Regions from separate parts of the Mus musculus genome. Here region 2 is linked to region 1. The links are chromatin loops, found by intact Hi-C in ENCODE. Cell type or tissue: gastrocnemius. All regions are shown on one strand. Links, peaks and the distances in the headings refer to the core of each region. The heading gives the core; the rest is flanking DNA.

What was found. Hi-C counts contacts between places; a loop is a spot of excess contacts. Peaks named below come from ENCODE experiments on the same cell type or tissue, not always from the same donor. Only the 100,000 strongest peaks of a DNase experiment are listed, where the experiment ranks them.
Region 2: a loop joins it to region 1, with 2.2 times the contacts of the local background. A loop is called at or near these places in 2 of 42 quality-filtered maps.

What each region holds. Positions count from the first base shown.
Region 1 is chr6:91,855,527-91,863,857 of GRCm38, forward strand. It overlaps a transcript of Ccdc174 not described here. Among named protein-coding and RNA genes, the nearest start is that of Ccdc174, 18 kb to the right of the region's middle. In gastrocnemius, for the core only: no CTCF peak of the experiment used is centred there; DNase peaks (open chromatin) are centred at 3,647 and 7,525; H3K4me3 peaks cover 555 bases.
Region 2 is chr6:91,809,593-91,817,923 of GRCm38, forward strand. It overlaps a transcript of Grip2 not described here. Among named protein-coding and RNA genes, the nearest start is that of Grip2, 6.4 kb to the left of the region's middle. In gastrocnemius, for the core only: no CTCF peak of the experiment used is centred there; a DNase peak (open chromatin) is centred at 4,172.

The DNA.
Region 1 (8,331 bases), core at 75-8,074:
TGTCGACAAGGCCAGCCTGGTCACAGAGTGAGTTACAGGACATCCAGGGCTACACAGAGAAACCCTGCCTCAAACAAAAAAGATAAAGTAGGGAGATGGAGAGGGGGTGTGAGTTATTCTCAGCTCCCCCACTGGCCCCTTTGCTCCCCTGTGCCTGCCATCAGACCTTTGGTGGCTTGCTACTTTCATTACTTCTTCACTTTTATTGCTTGTTGCAATTCAACTCTTACAAAGAATCCCAAGGGAACATCTAGAAATGTCATGTCCCATGACTCACAACAGCACTCTGGGAAAAATAACTCAATGAGTGCCAACCAAGTGTCAGGCCAGCGCTGGACACAGCACCATGGACCCCCTATCCCCCAAGGATCAATGCTCCTGGAGTGAAGAGGCCACCCAACTTTATCCTGCTTTATCTTCTATCCAGGAGAAGAGCCTCCATTTGTGGCTGTTACTGAGTTTCTCACTAGAGCAGAGTCCTGTGGGGCTGATGGATTCTTTCCCTGTTGTCCCTGGTCTGACAAGGAGCAGTGCCATAAAATGCAGGCATTTGTAAGGTCTTAGTCATTATTAATTCTTCTAAGCATCAAAATGACTCTAAGAAACAGGTTTTCTTTTGTTCTGATTTTAAGGATGACAAGACTAAATGCTAAAGGGTTGAGGCAGTTTACCCCTCCCCCCAAGAAGTAGCAAAACTGGGGATCACTGCAGCCTGGTCCCAGACTGGGCTCAAGGAGTCTGTTGACTGAATCAGGGACTTGCCCTTCACACATTGGGAAACTGAGGTCAGACTTTGACTGTATTGCCTCCAAAGCCTATGTCCCTCATGATCTGGACAAGGAGGTCCAATCAGAATGACTGGGCTTCCACTGCTCAGAACATCCTTAGTGTAGGAGCCTTGTATACTCGAAAGCCTCAGAGGCAATCAGGGAGTTGGAGGCTCTGGAATGTCACTGAAAAGAGTCAGGAGCTGAGGAAGGAATGCCCTAGGGTACACACAGTGTCCTTCCTGTCACTTGTGAGCAGTGGTCTCTACTAGACCTTGGCTTCCCCACCTCTTGCTCTGTCTAGAAAATTGTCTGTGTTCTACATGGCTCTTCTCTGCTCTGGCTTGAGCCTACTGCCTACAGGGTACAGGGAACCTCTGGTCAGATCCAGGGCTTCAAATTCCCAAACCCAGAAGGCCAGACTCAGGAAAAATCAAATGGCATTTTACCAACAGATCTCAGCCTTGGCAATTAAAATCCTATCATTTAAAAATCACTGAAAGTTGAAAAAAAAATCCAGACTTTGCGATTCCAGGTTGGCAAGATGGCTCAGTGGGAAAGGATGCTATGTTTCTGCTCTTTATTCTTCCCTGACCAACAAATGTTGGGATGAGTGGGACTCCAGAAAAAAGCAAAGGGTCTCTTTCTTTCTCTCTCTGTCTCACTCTGTCTCTTTCTTGTCTCTGTCTATCTCTCTGTGAGTCTGTGTCTGTCTCTGCCTCTGTTTCTGTCTTCTCTGTCTCTCTGTCTCTGCCTCGTTCTGTGTCTCCCTGTCTTTCTCTCTCTCTATGTGTCTCTCTCTCTAACTAGCAAAGCTAGGGATTTAGGGATTGAATGGTAGGGCTCATCTTGAACGGGCTTTGTTGCGTGGGGGCCTAGGGACCTTGTTTACCACTATGAAAAAATCTCAGATTCTTCCCTTAAAGAGGCAAACCTAACTGTCCTTTGAGAACTATAGGCTGGAGTTTGCCCAGTTTTGGATGCCTAGCCTACAGCGTGGCAGAATTTATAACCACCCCATCCTCTTATCCTGTCTGCTGCCAGCCCACCCCAGGGGCTGCTGTGTGACAGCGGTTCCTAGTTGTCGTTGGCCATTAGACAGATGTTTCTGTCTGCAGGACAGCATGCTGTGGCACAGACTGTCCCTAGGCATAGCTGGGGCAGAGGCTCTGGCTGCATCCAAGGCATATCCAATTCAGAATGGGAAGCCTGCTCACCAGCATTCCCAGCTTACCTCAGGCAAAGGCTGGTGAACAGAGCTGTAGGGAAGGCAGCTGGAGCGAGCTTAATATTTGATGAACGCCCACTGCATGTCAGACCAGTATCTGTGGACACACAGGATCTTTGTGCACGTAGAACCTTTGTGCTGAGTTTTGGTCTAGCTAGGGAGACAGATGTCAAATATTCACTTGAATTCATGCACAGTTTCCAAAGCCAGCCAACCTTACGAGACACGTTGAGGCTCTAGAGCCTAGACACTGCTGCTGTTTTCACAAATCCAGCTTAACTGCCCCACCTTTTGGATGTTCACTTTTGCCTTACATCATCCTCAGAATCCAGACAGGATGAAGTTAGGGGCCACTTCGGGTAAGCATGACCCTAACCAATCAGAACATACCACTCCTTGACCTCTTTAATGATTGGTCAGAGATGTATCTGGGACCTAAGTAGGTCTTTTGTAAAGACAACTGGGAGAAAAGGAAACTCTCGTTCAGCTGGAGCTTCTAAACTGGAAGGTTAAAAATCTGGAACCACTCTGGGGTCCCAAAGGAGTGTTCACCAAAGCAGGGAGTCCAAAGGAGGAGGTAAGAGACTTGCCACTGGCAGACTCTGGCAGTGCATTTGAGATCCTAGATTCAGTGATACTCCAGGCCAGACAACCGTCCCCAGCCCCCCACTCCCCACCCCACCCCACCCCACCCCAGCTTTTCGGTTATCTGATCCAGCAGTCACCCTTTCTGGCTTAAATCTCTCTAAGTTTGTTTTCCCATCAACTGCAACTGAGAGCTTAGTCAGCCGCTAAGGGACTGAAGGGTCCTGGAAGGCAACCCTGAGAAGTGACATTCATGCTGAGCACTGAAGGGCAGTGCAAAGTGATGGAGATAAGAGATCATGTGTGAACTCAGCACTTGGGGGATTTGAAAACTGTGAGATATTCAGGGAACTAACTCATCCCTTGTGGGTAGAGTCACCATGGGGGCAGGCCATTCGTAATTGCGCCCACTGCTTACGTCAGTCTCTGCTTTCAGCTTCAGTAAACACGGAAACATTGGTCATCTCTATCCAGCTATGCTAAAACTTATGCTCTAATGTGCCCTGTGTGGGAAGAGCACAGTTTTCCGTTCTGACCAGTCTCAGGAGAGCAGGGCCCAAGCTGCCTTCAAAAGCACCCAAGCTTCAGGCTTTAGAGGAAGGAGAGAAGAAGGAGGGAGGGAGGGAGGGAGGGAGAGAAGGAAAGGGATGGGGGTGGGGCCAGAGAAAGAACAATTAAAACAAAAAAAGCAATAACAAACTGTAAATGGACCTACTTTTTAAATACAAATAAGCATTTCATAATTTACTAGCTTTATAATATCATATAATTTTGTGGTTCCGACTTTCTTCAATTTTAAGTGTTTGGTTTTTTCATTATGAAAGCCATAAACTCCATTTTGGAATGTGCAGAAGAGAATTGTAACTCTTTATAATGTTCTTGTCCTAACCCAACTGCAGTCGGGTTTGTGGTACTCTTCTTTCTGTTTGGCTGCTTCCATGCAATGAGGAGACCAGTGCCACTTTTCAAATGTGGATGTGTGCACAGGTCCCTTGGGATTTATTTAAAGCAATTCCTGGCTCAGTGGGTCTGGGATGGCATTGTGACTGCATATATCTAATGTGCCAGCCAGTTTCAGACCTCAGAGCAAGCCAGGCACAGCCAGACTTTTTGGCCTCAAGCAACCCACTCAAAGCTTTTGCGTTACTCTGAGTCCCGGTCTGCAAGGTTTCCCTGTTAATATCTAGTTGAATTAAAGGGGCAGAGTCAGGAAGTGCTTAAGTACCACTGTCATGCAACTGGGAGAACTGGGTGGCTTTGGAAGGACAATGTTGAGGGTCCACTAAAGCATGAGACCTATGAAAGTTGTTCCAGAGGGAGTTTCCTAGCAGTGTGTCCCCAGCAACTGCTGAGGAGCATGGTCTTAGCATTGCAGGACTCCTGCTTGCCTCAGAGAATTGTTCTATTTTGCACAAGGTGTCTCCACACCTCCCTCACCCCTTCCTCCCACAGCACCTACATGAATGCTCTCTGTTCATGTTTAATTAGGTCTGCTATTGTTTCTGTTTCCTTTCTGTTGCTATGGTAAAACACTCTGACCAATAGTAACTTGGCAAGAAAAAGGTTTATCTGGGTTATACTTCCAGGTCACAGTTTATCACTGAGGGAAGTCAGGGCAAGAACTTGAAGCAGAAACCATGGAGGAACACTACTTTGTTGGCTCACTCACAGATTCATGCTTAGCTAGCTTTCTTATACAGCTCATGACCATCTGCCTAGGGAATGGTGCTGCCTGCAGTGGGCCGGGTCATTCTACATCAATTAACAATCAAGACAATCCCCTATAGACTATAGACGTGCTAATCTGATCTAGGTAACTCCTCAATAGGGATTTTTCTCTAAGATGACTCTAGGCTGTGTCAAGTTGACTATTAGAGCTAACTAGGCTAGCTACTAAGGTAAGCCATATAACTAGCTTGCTAACCCTTAGCCTCAGTCTATGCTCCTTGCCTGTTTATAGCTGAAATTTTCTGTTATAAGTCTATAGAATATCTACCTTTTGGTGGTGGGAACATATATTCATTAATTCTCTGGGGCCCTAACCCAACAAAGTTAACTCCACTTTTTCTTTCACTTAGCATGAACAGACACCTGCCTGATGCTTACCCTCATAGCCTGGCATTTACCTTCCCAGGGTCTGGCTCCTTTTAATGCCCTTGCTTCATCTTCAGGGCTCCAGCTGAGCTAAAAAACACTCCCAGATCCCACCTCTAGGTCTCTGTCAGGTTATCTACCCTGTCTCTGTGTTGGTCAGCTTTCTGTCACCATAACAAAACATAGAGGAAAGAAAGATTTCTTCTAACTCTTGGTTTAAGGTTATGGTCTCTTGTTCAGGACTTTGGGCCTGACGTAAAGCAGACTGTCATGGCAGAGAGGGTATGGTGGAACAGAAGTGCTTCCCTCACTGGAACAAGGAAGTAGAGAGTGCACAGGGGCTAGGTACTATATACTTTAATCCCCAAAGTAACCTCTTCCTCCAACCAGATCCCACCTCTCAGTTCCTCCTACCTCCCAGTAATGCCACAGGTTATTGATGGATTGATCAATTGATCATGAGAGCCCCCATGATCCCACTACCTTTCAATGACTGGTTCCATTACCAGGTGTTACTGGCGATTTTATAAATATTTGTTGTAGCCTTAACCCAGCTAGCTAGCTCCCAAATAATTGAGACCGGACTATTTATACTTATTTAACAAGCTTTAAGGGCACAACAACTGAGCAGTATTACTCTATTTTAATCCTCTACACTAATCTGGCTACCTCCCAGTCAAAATCCTAGTGATAGTTGCATTTCAGTACTGATCTGTCTCTCTGGGCTCCAGGTGTTTTCTCAGGGTGTCTCCCTCTCTTTCCCCGCCACTTCCCACTCTCACTGTGAGGAAGGAAGTCCAGCACTATTCTCTCCCCTGCTCAATCATTGACTGATCAGCTTCTTTATTGACTAATCAGGAAATAATTGGGGAGCAGTGTTTTGCAACCAGATGTGGGGGCACAGAAGTCAGCATTTGAATAATACAAGGGTAATCTTTCTTTACACTATGCACAATAACATACCTACAACTAGGGGTCCAAGCTTCCAGCACATGAGTCTCTTAGAGGGATGCTTTATATTCAACAGTCACAGCCTCTAGTGAGATTCCCTGCCTTGATCCCTACAGAACCAACTTTCCTCCACTCCTCAACACCTGGGTCAGAAACCTCTTTGTTCACAAGTCTTCAACTCCTTTGCCTATGAGGGCTAACCTCATCCTGTGCTTGCCTTGTGTCTTGAACTCATCATACATAAGGCATGAGCTCTGGGGAGCAATCAGCTTTGAACCAAAACAAGAGTTGAGACCAAGGTTTAAGTTGTGCTGCTGGGACTCTACCTAAGAATGGACTCTGTTTCCTTTTCTGTAGTTTTTCCTTCAGAAACTCCAGAAACCATTTCAGGTTTCACTTTGCCTTCCTGATTCCAGTTTGAAAGTCATCATGTCCCCAGAAGCCCAACAAAACTCCAGGATTGAGTATCTTTGGTTCACTCTGGGTCATACATTGATGTTAACACCAATTTCTGTGACTAGGGGAATCAGCAGCCTGATTGGCTCATCTGGGATCACATGGTTACTGCTGGAGTCAGAGGGACTCCAAGTTGAGGTCGTGTTCTGGAAGCCCAGGCCCCACAGGGGCCACAGGGAAGTTACTTAGAGACCTTTCCCATAACTATGGCTTGTGTCTGTCTCTCCTCCAGCTATGCAGGGAGCATGCGTCCTTCTAGTTTGTCATTCCAGAGCATCATTCCAGTCCAGCAGATGAGGAGTTTTGTAAATGGCCTTTAAACTACTTTTGATGCAATTGGCTTGCTGTGTAGGTCACCCAAGGAGTAAATCAGAGCAGAATGTGACAGAGATCTTTTTGTCTGACAATGTGTCTTAAGAAATGTGTCCTGACATTTGGAGGGTCACAAGCTGAGGTTATCTCAGTATCCATGTCAGTGAAAAGGCCTCATAGAATCTGCCCATCATGCTGGGTGCAGGTAGAACTCCTATCTGGATGAGTGAGCAATGTCCAGTGACGTCGAGGCTCTTATTCCAGGTGACAAAGCTGGCAGAATGCTAATCCCTGGCAGGCTCTCTCTGAAGCCCTGTGCTGTTGGGCAGAGGGGCTGGTGTTCTGGGACTTTCTGATGGTTTGCTAAGGGGGTTCTCAATTTCAAGGGACAGGAGGAAGGTTCTAGAATTCCTTGTGTTAGTTATTTTTCTGTTGTGATAAAATACCATGACCAAGGTTTTATTTAGCTGCCCTTCCAGAGGGATGAGTCTGCCATAGTTGGGAAGTATAAAGGCAAGTAGCAGGCATGGTTCTAGAAAACAGATGCTGAGGGCTCACATTTCAAACTGCAAGTAACACACACACACACACACACACAACAACAACAACAACAACAACAACAACAACAACAAAAAAACCAGGTACGGGTAGGGGGAGGGAGAACACAGTAGGAATGGCTCTGAAACTTCAAAGTCTACCACCAGTGACATACTTCTTCCAGCAAGGGCACACATCTTAAATCTACCCAAACAGTGTCACCAAGTGGAGACCAAGTATTCAAACATCTGAACCTATAAGGGACATTCTCATTTATACCACCACACTCTCTTTGAGCCTTGTGGAAATATGCCTCTTACTTTGGTTGTCCTCAGAGGTTCACCTCTGAGAGATAGGAAATCTCTCAGCTGTGATTTGGAGAGGACAATGCACTGAGAGGCCTTGAGAACAGAGGGCAGGCAGCTGGTGCAGAGCACTGGGCCCACACACTGCCTGAGCAACTGGAGCAGAAGGAGACCCAGGCAGAAGCATCAGAGAGTTGTTCTACTTGAACACTGAGAGAGCTGGCATGCATGTACCCCAACTGTTGTAAGCCATTGGTTGGATCTGCTCCACAGGGGTGGTAATTGGCCAGCAAATCTAGCATTGAGAAGGAAGCCTCAGGCACTGCCAGATGGGCAGGCCTCTGTGGCTTGAAGAGGGTGAGGGGTCTAACAGTGGGTGGGCACAGGCTGAGGAGGCCTTTCCTTCTCCCAAGCTACAGGCAAACCATTCTCTGGAGGAAAGTAGAGCATGATTCTGAAAATCAGGCCACCTCAAGTGCTTAGTATCGGTGGACTCCAGGGGCAGAGGCCATGAGGTAGCTTCAAGGCCTGAGGAAGCCACATGGCAGGTGAGTCTGGCAGGGTCAGGGCTATGTTCTCTTCTCTGCTGTTTTCCTCTGTTTTTTAATGAATGTACCCGGGGCTGGAGCCAGAGCCTCCTGGAGTTGGAAGGCAGCACAGGTTAGGTAGTTCTCACTGCTTTCAACAAGATCAGGATGAAATGTTTCAGGTGCACAAAGGGAAGAAACAGCTGTTCAATGGACATCCATGTGGAACCACTCCAAGTGTATGGTGCTGCCCCAGGCTGGAGACAAAGCTTGGCTGTTGGACCCAGCTCTTCAGGATATAAGTTGGGTTTCCTAAGCTCTCCTCCAACGTCCCCCTAGCAGTAGAGTCATGGAAAGTGATAGGAAATATGTGCCTTTCCTTCAGAACGGGACGCTATAGTTCCCACCAAAGTAAACCATGAAGTCATATCATAGTCAGGTGGAGAGGGATTCTCCCTTTAGACAGAAAGAGCCATAAAGTCCCACTGCACCGGGTAGTGGGCACAGGGAAGCCAGTGGGGACATATGGAAATGGCCGGTCTGTCTCTGGTGCCACTACTCTTAGCTGA
Region 2 (8,331 bases), core at 13-8,012, 46 kb before region 1:
TCTGTAAAAGCCCTACTGTGTGCCATGTGTCCTGCCAGTTCATTACAGATACAAGAGGCTGTTTCTCACCAGTATTATGCACACTATAGGGTAACAGCCAGGACCAGAGTCCAGGGCACAAAGTCTGGCCAAGGACCAGGCCACGACCCCCATCCCCACCCCTATTATTCCCTCTGGTAAAAAGAACAGGGCTTAGGATGTCTGCCAGCTGCCAGCGGCAGGTAGAAACCACAACAAATCGTTAAGGACCCAGATAGTGCTGAGGGCAGGATTCAAACACAGGACTGACTTAACTCCCCTCAGCACACAAGCTTTACAGATCTCAAAAGCCAGATAGAAGGAAGGGAAAGAAGGGATCCAAGCCAGCCTCTGCCCCTCTGCTTCCTCCAGTCCTGCCTCAGCCTCACAAAGTCCCCACCACCCCCACCTGCTTCTGGAAACAAATTAACATCTCATCAGAGATGCCTTTAATCTTCTTGGCCTTTTCTGCCTCACAGGCCCAGTGGTGACATTTCAGTCACCAGCTCTGCTGATATAAATAAGATCCAAGGCTGGGGAGGTGTCAAAGGGTGGGGGACCCTCTGTGCAACTCCCTCAGGCTAGGGGAGGGCAAGCATGGGGGACTATCCATCAATCCCACCCCCTCTTTCATCCAACTAATTTATTAGGCTTCATCTCTGTGCTGCCTCTCCTAGGCCTAGCAGCGAACAAAACAGGGTTTCCTAGTGTTGATGCTCTAGTGAGGAGCCCAGAGAATAGTAACAATGTAATAAATCATTAAATGGTGGAACAGAAGGTGAAATAAACAGGCAAGAGGAGCAGAGAGAATAGCAACAATGTAATAAGTCAGGAAATGGTGTAACAGAAGGTGAAATAAACAGAGCAAGAAGGCAGGTATCTTTGTACAGTTTCTGTTGTCTCTTCATACCCTCTGCAGGCTGAAGGGATCCCCAGGACTGACCTAAGGCTGGACTGGGGGAACATACTAAATATCTTTGCTTAGTCCCTGAGATTAAGGAAGTGCACAAAGTCTGAGTGGGGAAGATTGAAAGGGCATCAGGGTCTGGCACCAGACATCCATTGGCCAAGCCTGAGACAGTTTGAACATCAAAGAAGAAAGACTAGAAAACTGTAAGATGCTTGTGTGCACAACGATGTTCCAAAGGAGGAAGAGCCATAAACCCTCACTGGTCACTTGGGACCAATGTCAGTACAGCATGAGATAGGAACCTCTGTACCCAGATGGAAGTCGTTTAGGAGATGTCATTGGGAAGAACCCAAGCAAACAGGTGTGGCAAAGACCAGTGTGGTAGGATGGGAAGGCAGGGGAGATCTGGAGTATGGGAGATGGGAGCCCAAAGCCTGTCACTCTGGATCCATTTGAAGCCTCTGCCTGCAAGAATTCCCAGCACAGCTAATCACCACTAGAGGCTTTTCTTCCTTCTCAGCCACAAACCTGAAGTTTTCTAGGAATATCAGCAGCTTATAGGGAAATGATTTTCATTCTAGACCCCTTGTGTGGCCCTCATGGCTTCTGATTTTGCTTTTTCATGTTGTAGCACCATCCAAGGCATCTCCAGAGACATCTCACATATCTCTTTTATAAGAGGGAAGAGAAAGGGGGCTGTTTGCAACTTTCTGAGATGTGACTTAAGAGTCACTAAAATGGTGTAAGTGGCTGATGCTGAAATGATGGATTGCTTTCAATCCCTTGAGAAATCCCTGCCTACCCTGGGGCGTGCCTCAACTTGCCCTTCTCTCCCTCAGAAAGCACATACTCCCACTTGGTTATGTCTTCATTTCTTGTGAATGGCTTTCTTTGTCTGAAGCCCTGTGCTTGAGCCTATATTAAAACATCTTCAATAACATTTCCAACTGTCTCACTACACTGGTTAGTCTTGAAATTCTTTTCAGTCCAGAAGCTGTGTATCCTGGTTTGGTCTGAGTTGAGGTCCCTAACCGACTATGGGTGCTCCTCAGGCTTGGGAAGGCTGTAATTGGAGCTGTGTCTCTCTCCCTCACTCTGACAAGGGCACTGTGAAATCACCTTCTGTCAGTCCTAAGAAGGTAAGCGGGTCAGTCGCAGACTGGATACGAGTCAGTGGCAGGCAGCCCTCAAGTCCTGAAGACCAGTGGACAGAATGCACGTAGCACGCGGAGATGCAGTGAGAGATACCCCGAGAACAGCTCACGAGTAGATGATCTCGTAAAAGAGGAAGAAGGAATTTTTCTCAAGAGACTGATGAGCTGAATGAGGTACAGGGGTCTTGGCAGGATCCCAACATGAATGAACCATGTATAAAGACAGTTTGAAGACTACAGGATGTATATTCAGGGGGCTGGGAGTAGGGGTAGGGGCAGGACAGGATGAGAAAGAACAATTCACAAGGACCAAGCCTGAGATGATGTTAAAAAGTTTACAGTTAATTGCCTGGACAGTGGTGGCACATGCCTTTAAACCTTGCACTTGAGAGGCAGAAGCAGTCGGATCTCTGTGAGTTCCAGGCCAACGTGGTCTACAGAGCAAGTTCCAGGACAGCCAAAGAAACACAAAGAAACTGTCTTGGAAAAAAATTACAGTTAATTCCTTTGGGTTGATGCTATTATTGTTATTAGCATTATAGGGGAGCTATTATATGTTAGAGATATGGATGGGCAAAAACAAACATCCTTATAGAACAAAACCTAAAACCAACCAGCTCTGGTTTGCCTGTAAACTGCCTCAGGGATGTTCCTGCCTTATAGATGCCTCTGGGAAGTAATGAAAATTTAAAACCATGGAAATTAGAAGGGGAGAGGACCATCAAAGCCTCACTGGGGATAGAGTGATGTTTGAAGAAAGGCTAGAAGAAAGAAGGGTAGGGTGGTGCCTGGGGAATATAGGCTGGGTACAGAATGGGAGAAGAGCAGTAGGGCTAGTAGAAGGGCTAGAGGCAAGAGAGTTGGCATGGCAGAGTCTTCTGAGGAGGGTGGGAGCAATGGCCATGTTTGGAGCAGGGGGTGCCAGTTGCCCTGTGATTTAACAGTCAGTTCCTGGCCGGGCAGTGGTGGCACACACCTTTAATCCCAGCACTTGGGAGGCTGAGACAGGCAGATTTCTGAGTTCGAGGACAGCCTGGTCTACAGAGTGAGTTCCAGGACAGCCAGGGCTACACAGAGAAACCCTGTCTGGAAAAACCAAAACCAACCAACCAACCAACCAAACAAACAAACAAACAAAAAACCCAGTCAGTTCCTGAACTGTGGGAACAGGGAGGTGAGCATGTGCATCTCGGAAGACTAAGTGGCCGAATTGGCAGCTCCTTTTTCTGGGTCAGAACCAGGGTCCATGGAGTTTTATAAGTCCATGGCTGGACCTCAGTTTCCCCCTCTACAATATAAAGCTCCAAGAACTCAGTAATTACGGCTGGCACTTCTGGTGTTTCTCAAATGCCATGTCCTTGGAGAGGTTGTATAGCCTTAAGAGGTGGGGCCTTGGAAGAAATAACGCCAAATGGGTGCATCCTCAGATGATGAAGAAAGCCCTGCCCTTTCTGGGTTCCTGCTTCCTGCCCTGAGGTGAGATGAGCCCCCTGTAGCCATGATGCTCCAAGTCACCATAGGCCAGAGCCTTGGGCCAGTCCTGAACTTTCAAACTGTGAGTCAAGAAGTCCTGCCTTCTCTGTTGGATGATTGGAAGCTGGAACAAGGTCAATTAGGAAGCCTCACAGTTAGGAAGCCATATGGGGTACAGAGCTATAAGCAGGCCCTGTGTGTCAACAGAGAATCCCTTCCCTGGCAGAGCTCTGGGCCTTGTGGGCCTCAGGAGTCACCACAGGCCATGGCTCCATGGGATGACATCAGCTCATAGGTGATGGCACCCAGGAAGTAATGTCACTTCACAAGCAATAGCACCCTGAGGTGACATTACCTCACATATAATGACATACACAAAAGCATGTCACCTTACAAGTGATAACACTCACATGATATCATTGCCCATTCAGAGGGAAAAAATTCCCAGCTCTCTACCCTCTCCAAAGCCCTGGACATCAGTCACAGCCAGAAAGCAGGCCCCAGGGGCATGGAGACCTCCCAGGAATTGACTCAGACATTCAATGGCTCCCAGAGGGTCCGGAGCCCAGGATGAAAAAGACACCACTGGTTTTCAGTAGGGACCAAGGCAGCTGGCTGACAGGTGCACCCACAGGGCCACCTGCCAGGAAACAGGTGGCATGCCTGTTAATATTCCTGGCATCACCTATACAGGAGATAATTAAGAACAAATGCTTGGGTAGGTGCCAGTTTAGTGAAGATGCAGATTGTGGCTTGTGGCACTTAGAGAGGTGGCCTGAGTGTGGCAGTTAGGGACCCTATGTGCCTCAAGGGAAGAGGCTGGGCCAGGCCGGGATCCTCCTTCATCGCTGCTCCTCCCTGTCCTGTCCTCAGATCCCTGGGTCACCTGACAAGTTATAAGGAGAGAACAGCCTGTCACCTGGGGAGAGGTTCAGGCCCCGGGTCCTCTGATGCTTGGCCACTCATGATAGCATCCAGACTCCTCCCCACAGGTTGTGATCTGACTATAGAACAATACAATGCTTCATGAACCCAGACCTAACGAGATAATGGTTAGGCATTTGCTTCCAGAATCTTCTCTGAGAAGAATGGGACTAAGGTCTAGTGACATCATGACATGGCAATGTAAGTAAGTCACTTCTAGATCTTTATACACGTTTTCTCTAACACCTGGTATGGTGGTTTGAAAACGCATGGCTCAGGGAGTGGCACTATCTGGAGGTGTGGCCTTGTTGGAGTAGGTGTGGCCTTGTTGGAGTAGGTGTGACCTTGTTGGAGTAGGTGTGGCCTTGTTGGAGTAGGTGTGGCCTTGTTGGAGTAGGTGTGGCGTGGGCTTTAAGATCCTTGTCCCAACTGCCTGGAAGCCAGTCATCTCCTAGCAGCCTTCAGATGAAGATGTAGAACTCTCTGCTCCTCCTGCACCATGCCTGCCTAGATGCTGCCATGCTCCTGCCTTGATGATAATGGACTCAACCTCTGAACCTGTAAGCCAGCCCCAATTAAATATTGTCCTTGTAAGAGTTGCCTTGGTCATGGAGTCTGTTCACAGCAGTCGAACCCTAAGACAACTGGTAAGGTGGGGACGGTGATTACCCTCATGTCCCAAATGTGGTAACCAAAGCACCAGGGAGCAGACAAAGGGCCAGGGCCGTAGGGACTGAGAGTCCAATTGGACAGCTTGTGTCTGGCCCACCTGTTGTTCTAAACCAGTGGTTCTCAACATTCATAAAGCTACAACCCATAAAATACAGTTCCTCATGTTGTGGTGACCCTCTATCATAAAATTATTTTGTTGCTACTTCATAACTGTAATTCTGCTACTGTTATGAATAGTAATGTAAATATCTGATATGTCAGATATCTGCTATTCCACCCCAAAAGGGTCAATGACCCACAGGTTAAGAACCTCATTCTTAATGGATGTGTCTCTCATGGGCTGAGGAGACTCAGGAGAGCTGGAGGAGAGGCCTGGAGACATTTGGTGATGATTTTGGGGGTGAGCTCCATCCAGGCAGAGCTGCCTCCACTTCCCTTATTTCCTTCAGCATCAGACTCTGTGGTGGCTCCTCATGAGTACTCACCTCAGAGTCTGCCAGAAGCCAGCATGACTGTGACCCACAGAAGGGTGGCTTCCCCAAGGTCACCTGGCTGGGATGTGGCAAAGCAAAGAGTTGAGTCGGGCCCTGTTCTATGCTTATATAGAAACATTGTTTATGAAATATCTTTACTCACTGAGCTTTCTCCCAAACATTTTGCCTCAGGGACTATTATTCATCCATGATTTTATAGCCAGGAAAGGGTACAGAGTGACTGCCCTGCTCCAGGCTCTGCCTTCCTGATATAAGCTGAGCTGGGATTAGAACCCAGAATCTCTGACTCACAGCCTAATGAAGAGGGGGAGAGTAACAATGAGTGCGGTTAGAGGAGGAGAGCTGGAAAAATATTGGGTGCAGAGGATGGCTGGGAACAGGAGGGTTATAACTCCCCTCCACCAGCCTCTTCCTGCCCTGCCTGAGTTAGCCGATCCCTGCAGAGGTTGTCTCCATCTGATCTCATCAGATGAATAACCCCTGTCCAGGGCAGGGGTGAGAACGGAGGCTGTGTTGGATGCAGGACCTTACAGACAGGCATCTGAACTTCATGGGAGGGGGGTGTTAGAACGTTCTGGAGCAAAGTTGTAGATCCCACACTCCCTTGTGATATCACCCTTGACAGGGACAGCTGGAGAGTTGTGGGCTAGAGCCCGGTGCAGCAGTCGACCCTGCAGAGGCATCTACACCTGACTTGTGGCTTGTGTCTCTTGTGCTTTTGTATTTCCCTTTAAGAAATAATTGCCAGTTTACTTTTTCAAATGTATCCATGCTCAATGGGTTGGAAATAGCAAACACTGGCCTTCCCCGGGCCTCAAGGTGCTCATAAGCAGTGCAGGGTGGCCCTTCCCCAAGCTCAGGTCCATCTGTAACCTAGCTGGGAAGGCAGCGCTCTGCTCTGACAGGACAGGACAGCCCTCAGCCCCCGCACTGCCAGCATTTGAGTTGGGAGGGCTGTGAGTGTGAGGCTGCACTGAGCCGCAGGCCTGGCCACTGACAGGAAGTGCCAGCATCTGTACCCAGGGCTTCATCCACTACACACCTCGGATGCCTCCAGGCCTTTCGGTCAAATGTCCCCTGGGGCACAGTCACCCCCCATTTGAGAAGAGCTGGTTTAAATGGTGTGATGTGTGTGTGTGTGTGTGTGTGTGTGTGTATGTGTGTACAGGTGTCTCTGTGTGTGCCTCTGTGTGTTTTAACCCCTGACCACCTTCTTCACACCCTTTGGATCTGCAGACATCTGAGTTCACCACCAGGCATTGTTAACCATTACTTTTAGAATATCTGGCAGATCTTACTTCCTTGAAGCCTGGTCATGGGGTAGGCACACTGCACAACTGATGGTTGCCATGGCAACAAAGACCCCACCCCTCCCATCAGAACCACTGTCCCTCTGGGGTGATGCTACCTTTGATGCCCGCCCCCTTCTCCTCCTATTCCCAAGCTCTGGGACACAGATGTGAGACTCTAACCAAAGAAGGGGCTCAGGCTTGAGGAATGGAGGCTGAAGTCAGGAGAGGAGTCACACTGAGAGTGTGAACAGACAAGAAACTGCCATAATTATGGGGAGCTAAAGGACACCAGGAGTGCAGCTCTGTGGGTCCTCACACCATCCTGACTAGCAGGTTTGCCCTAGAATAACCCAGCAGACCCCAGAGCTGTTCTTTCTGTGAATCTGAGCCTCCTGCCAAACACATCTGAATCCCCTGGAAGCTTGGTTTATAAATTCAAGCCCAAAACTCAAATTTAGGATCTGACAGTATCAGGTGTGAGGATGTGAAGCATCCGGAAGCCTCAGCCACTTCCTGTGGGAGTGCGATGTGGAGCAGCTACGTGTTAGGACACTGGGCAGAATTATTAAAACTTTGAAATATTTATGTTCTAAAAAGCACTGCAACAGGGGCTGGAGATGGCCCAGTGGTTAAGAGCACTAACCGTTTTTCCAGAGGTCCTGAGTTCAATTCCCAGCAACTACATAATGGCTCACAACCATCTGTAATGGGATCCCATTCCCTTTCAGACATCGACAGTGTCCTCACATACATAAAATAAATAAAACTTTTTTTTTAAATGCACTGCAACAGAGATGTTAAATTATCTCATAAAAAGTATAGACCGAAGGGAAATGTGTGTATCGGGCTACCAGAGGTATTTTTAGGAATATTCACAGCAGCTGGACAGTGGTGGCACACGCCTTTAATTCCAGTAGTCAGGAGGCAGAGGCAGGTGGATCTCTAAATTCAAGGCCAGCCTGGTCTACAGAGCGAGTTCCAGGACAGAGAAATCCTTTCTTGAAAAAAAAAAACAAAAAAAAAACAAAAGCAACAACAAGACAGAAAAGTCAGGCATGAAGTGCATGCCTATGGTCCCCAGCACTTGAGAAACTGAGGCAGGATAATTGCATCAAGTTCAAGGCCATCTGGGGCACACAGCAAGCTCTTGTCTCAAAAAAAAAGAAAGGCTAAACAACAACAACAACAACAAAGCCCTCATAGCAACACTTTCTGTAGAAGTAAAGAACTACAAATCATCTAGGTCCAGAATAACAAGTTAAAAAAAATTACAATGTAGTAGAGGCGCCAAGTGCAATACTACCCAATGATGAAAGGAAGCATAATGCTTTGTTCAGCAACATGGATGACTATCAGACATGATAATGAAGCTGTGTGTTGTGTTAGTGTAAGGA